Regions from separate parts of the Homo sapiens genome. Here region 2 is linked to region 1. A link is a contact called in ENCODE Hi-C or POLR2A ChIA-PET data. All regions are on one chromosome and are shown on one strand. The core of a region is the stretch at or near the end of the contact, and the rest is flanking DNA. Distances in the headings are between cores, read along the strand shown. Region 1 overlaps LBH (LBH regulator of Wnt signaling pathway). Region 2 has its middle 39 kb from the start of LCLAT1.

Region 1 (2,578 bases), core at 50-2,549:
TGTGGTGAGTGGCTGCTTTGTTGGATAGATGATTTAGTATGAGGATGATGAAGGCAGCAAGATGTTTCAGGGAAGCCCAGGGCGTTTGTTTGGCCGACCAACAGCAGAGGCTGTTGGAGCAGAGAATCCTGGGCCTGAGGGTGAGCTTCTGAGATGAACAATGGTGCTTACTTTTCTACACAGTGGAGAATGCAAGACCTGGGAGATTCATGGTGTGTGTAAATGTCAAGGCTTCATTCCATTTGCAAAGGATGGAACTTGGTGATATGGCTTGGCCGTGTCCCCACCCAGATCTTATCTTGAATTGTAGTTCCCATAATCCCCTTGTCTCATGGGAGGGACCTGGTAGGAGGTAATTGAATCATGGGGGCGGTTACTCTCATGCCATTCTCATCATGATAGTAAGTGAGATCTCATAAGATCAGATGGTTTTATAAGGGGCTTTTCTCCCTTTGCTCGGCACTTCTCTCTCCTGCCACCTTGTGAAGAAGGATGTGTTTGCTTCCGCTTCCACCATGATTGTAAGTTTCCTGAGGCCTTCCTAGCCATGTGGAACCGTGAGGCAATTAAACCTCTTTCCTTTAGGCCAGGTGCAGTGGCTCATGCCTGTAATCCCAGCACTTTGGGAGGCCAGGGCGGGCGGATCATGAGGTCAGGAGATTGAGACCATACTGGCTAACATGGTGAACCATCGTCTCTACTAAAAATACAAAAAATTAGCCGGGCGTGGTGGCGGGCGCCTGTCGTCGAAGCTACTCAGGAGGCTGAGGCAGGAGAATGGCGTGAACCCAGGAGGCGGAGCTTGCAGTGAGCAGAGATCGTGCCACTGCACTCCAGCCTGGGTGACAGAGCGAGACTCCGTCTCAAAAAAAAAAAAAACCTCTTTCCTTTATAAATTACCCAGTCTTGGGGATTTCTTCATAGTAGCATGAGAATGGACTAACACACTTGGTGTCCATTGGATTCATTTCAGCCATCAGCTTTGGCAGCCCAATGTGGCTGCTGGATGTGGAGTCCAGGGCTGGCAGAGGGAGGAAGGTGTAGGGCTGGGAGAATCACAGCTGGGGGTGGATTCTTCTAGACCTGCCCTACCCTGGGCTGAGGGTGAGAAATGCCTCTGAGAGCTGCAGAGAGAAGGGAAAATGATTTGTGTTTGTTTTTGCCTTTCTGTAGTACAGAGAGAAGGAGCACTTTGGGGAAAGAGGTTTAACCAGAAGCAGTTTCTTTTGGGAACAGGGGCAGTTCTTTACTCCCTGCCAGTTCCTGCAGGCAGGCAGCATGCCGGCCTGGCCTGCCGCCTCAACCCCTACCTGTCATGTGCTTGGCAAGTCTGACTCAAGTCCTTTTTTCCACTGCCTACCCCACCCGTCAAATTGCAGTTGCAACCTCTCATTTTTCTGCTGCCTAGATGATTAAAAAGCATGACTTAGTGGAAAAATGTTGACCTCCTTGGGGTCAGCCTCTGAAGCAGCTGTCAGAGATAAGATTGTGCTGGCAAATTACTCAGCAGCACTTTGCAAGGCTTTCTGTCTGTCTGTAAGGAAACCAGAAGCTGTTGGTTCTGGGTACTTTTTGTGTTTGGAGAGAGCTACAATTTTGAGGCCCAAATGGGTATAATCTGATAATAAAATAAGATCTCTGATGGAAGGGTTCGATTATTGTAGTAATTTTTAAAAATACAATTAATAGGCTTTGTAAACAAACAAACAAAAAAATTTAAACAGTGCTTGCTTCGAGCAATTCAGGGAGCAAAGTCCTCTGGCAGCTAAGCAGTATCAGAAGTTCAATTCTCAGACCTCTTGCAAGGTCTTAAAAGACTTAATTGTGGAGCTCTCGGTATGAATGGCGCTGTTTGGAATTATTTTAATTACTGTGTTCATATGACTCCCTCTTGCTTGGAGATTGGATGCTTACTGTAGTTCTTTTGAAACTGCTCCAAAGAGGACATTATAGTTTCAATTTTGCTTATGTCCTCAAAGTATTTTATCATCTTTATATTTGCCAAGAACTTGTACCCATCTAGTGAGACAAGAAGGTCACCTCATGTCTCAAAAGGAGAAACTGAGGTGTTTGGGGTTGAGAGGACTTGACCGGAGTTATACAATGGTGGTCAAGGACATAGTGAGCACCTGGGTTGTGTGGCTTAACCCATGCTATCAAGTGAACGCTTCATTTGAAGTCCTACAGGTCTGAGTTTGGATCCCAGTTCAGCTGCTTCCCAGGTGCGTGGCTTTGAGCAAGTCACATACCGTCTCTGTGCTTCAGGTTTCTTATCCACAAAATAGGGTTACAGTAGTCCCCGTTATCTCTGGGGGATACGTTCCAGGACACACAGTGGTTGCCTGAAACCACAGATAATACCAAACCCACATATGCTATGTTTTATCCTATACATCCATACCTGTGATAAAGGTTAATTTATAAATTAGACTCAATGTGAGATTAACAATGATAGCTAACAATAAAATAGAACAATTATAACACTATACTGCAACAAAAGCTATGTGAATGTGGTCTCTCTCTGTCTCTGTCTCTGTCTCACAATATCTTATTGTACCGTACCTACCTATCTTGGGAT
Region 2 (2,578 bases), core at 23-2,522, 160 kb after region 1:
AAGTTTTTGTCACTTTGAGAATAGGTTAAAGGTTAAGAGGATCAATAGGGGGCCCAAAAGGATGTTTAAAACAGGTTCCATTAAACCAAGATCCCATACAAATCCAAGACAAAACCCAGAAATGAGTCTTAGGGATGAGAAGTAAGGCTTCACAGGAGGAGCTGGTTTCTGTCTGAGGGTGATAAGCTGCCAAATCCTTGCTCCAGAGAAGAGAGTCATGGGTTCCCAAGTGGCCTGTGAGTTGGGATAGAGTCAAGGCTGGAGGAAGGGCTTTAAGAAATGATCTTACAGCCAGATATGGTGGGTCACACCTGTAATTCCAGCACTTTGAGAGTTCGTTGCAGGAGGATCGCTTGAGCCCAGGAGCTTGAAACTAGCCTGGGCAACATGGTGAGACCCTGTCTCTAAAAAAAATAAAAATAAAAAAATAAAAAAAAAAAAAAGAAATGATCTTTCCCCAGGCCCAGCATGAGGGCCTTGACTAAATCTCTAGATTCCAGAGACTCCATCCTTTGTTCTTTAAAAAGCTGAGTGACTCTAGTTCTCCCTCCTAGACTCTCTAGATGCTACTTATTTCTGTTCGAACCAAAAAGCACCTATTAAGATCTTCTTCTGAGCCAGGCACGATGACTGGGACGTAGGGGTATGGGAAGGTAAGTTGGTTTGATGCTTGGCTTCACAGAACTTAGAACAAAGTCAAGAGAAGCCCAGCTGCTTCTCTGGAAGGAGAAGCCTCAAAATATGTTGCCCAAAATGCTGAGGCCCACTCCCCCACAAGTCTGATTCCAGATGGTATCAGAGCCGCTCTCAGATGGAAGCAGGGAGTCGTTATCTGGCTGGGTCCCTCCCATTTCCCACTCTGCAGTCATTCATCAAGTGGCTGCCCAGAGCCCAGTGCAGAGCTGAGGCTGGTTCCTGGCCTCGAGAGACATTCCTGGTCTGGATGTCCAGTCAGCTCAGCTTTTCCTAGTGAAGTAGGGGTGGGGTCGTATCTGTGCCACCTGTGCCTCCTCAAGTCCTTAGCATGCCCCCAGGGAAGCACAGGATGCTTCTCTCCATTTCTCTTTGTTTAAAACTTTCCTTAATGTCAGGGGATGGGGGTATTGGATGGACCCCCAGGGGGCTTTAAAAATTGAAAGCCAGTCCCGGCCAGGGCCCCCACCGGATGGTGAGAGAGCACAGGAGGAAGCAAAAGTGCTTGTGTTAACAGAATGTCATTTCCCAACATGATTCAGGCCCCGACGCGAGGCAGGAAAAGGAGAGCAAATGCCTTCCCATTCATCACATCGGACACAGTTATTTTTAGAGTAGCACCAGCTCAGCGCTGGGTTCCAAGGGCCCTGCCGTGGAAGGAGATGAGGCTGGGCTGATACAGTCAGTGAAGAGTGGAAATCTTGCAGGCGTGTGTGTGTGTGTGTGTGTGTGTGTGTGTGTGTGTGTGTGTAGGATAAACAGGAGGGGTGAGCAGGCAGCTTTCCTCCCAAACTGCAGACCCTGAGCCTGGCTCCTTATGTGAGCATGAAGGAAATTGGGTGTGGAAGTAATCATCTGAGGAATTGTTGGGGGAGAAGAAAGGGAGACCCTCTTTGCCTGGAACTGAAGTGGGCCTTTGGCTTAGAAAGGGTCCCCTCACATCCCCACTCTGATCTGACCTGCCTTTTCCCAGGCACTCCCCAGGCTGAGGGCAAAGCAGCCTCATCCTAGACTGGGTAGAACATTGGCTGACTGCAGGGGTTCTTGGCTTCACTATCACAGCCTTACAAACATCTGGCCAGCATGAACGCCTCCCTCCACCCAGATGCTGATGGTGAGCTGGTATCTGAGAAATGGATTCTGCTCCAATCAGCACCTCCATGCCCATTTTCTAGAAGGAGAGTCTTAACTGGACATGGTAAGAGAGTCCCTTTTTGCAAGGGACAGATGAAAGGCTTCCCTTCTTTTTCACCCATTTCTGGTCTTCTCTCCTCTCTCAACCAACTGAAGGAAAAGGAAGACCTGAGGTTGAACCCGGCCCTGAGACAAGATTGGGGTCAGGATGTGGTCCCAGGCTGCCTTTCTTCCTAGGCTGGATTCTTCCTTCTCCTTTCATCTTAAATACACTGCCCTCCTGTTTTCTACCTCTGGAGAGTTCTTGGCTCTATAAAAGATGAATCAACTATCTGGCCTGACCCTAACTAACATAAGCAGTCACAGCCTAGGATGAAACTAAGGCCCTCTTTCTTTCCACAAGGCTTTCTAGATGTGCTTCAAGGTCTATGGAAATGCAGTTTATACTACATGGGTCTTTAAGGGCCTCAGATTTGATTTACTTTCCATTAATAGCTGAACTGTCCCTGAGGTTCTGGCCAGTTTTAAACATTCTTACTGGCAAAGGGGATTAGATAGATGACTTCCTGCACAGTCATTGGATGGATTCCCATAAGCCAAGGCTAGTGGACAGAGCATCCCATAGCAGCAAGTCACTGCTACTGCCTCCACCAGGAAAGCAAAAAAAGCTCATGTGAAGTTTTGATGGGGCTGCCAGCACATTGATAAGAAATCTCCCTGATCCCTGTGTTAGCACCCACAAGGTGGAGAG

Evidence for each region. Hi-C counts contacts between places; a loop is a spot of excess contacts on that map. ChIA-PET counts read pairs that join two places held with the same protein, here RNA polymerase II (POLR2A). Pooled maps may share reads with other maps.
Region 2: a map of vagina shows a loop between it and region 1 (2.7-fold over the local background). The contact joins two enhancer-like sites. A Hi-C loop is called at or near these places in 2 of 168 maps with a recorded cell type or tissue (heart left ventricle and vagina) and 6 of 50 pooled maps. POLR2A ChIA-PET finds 5 or more read pairs at or near these places in 4 of 52 experiments (BJ, activated CD4-positive, alpha-beta T cell, activated CD8-positive, alpha-beta memory T cell and 1 more).

Annotation. Positions count from the first base shown.
Region 1 is chr2:30,251,797-30,254,374 of GRCh38, forward strand. All of the region lies in intron 2 of LBH (LBH regulator of Wnt signaling pathway), which reads left to right. Among named protein-coding and RNA genes, the nearest start is that of LBH, 22 kb to the left of the region's middle. Within about 2 kb of position 1,300, at least 23 of the 41 ENCODE cell types and tissues checked have a DNase peak (open chromatin) inside an H3K27ac peak, as active enhancers do; they include heart left ventricle, where a contact is called at or near this core.
Region 2 is chr2:30,406,844-30,409,421 of GRCh38, forward strand. No RefSeq gene overlaps it. Among named protein-coding and RNA genes, the nearest start is that of LCLAT1, 39 kb to the right of the region's middle. Within about 2 kb of position 1,273, at least 12 of the 41 ENCODE cell types and tissues checked have a DNase peak (open chromatin) inside an H3K27ac peak, as active enhancers do; they include heart left ventricle, where a contact is called at or near this core.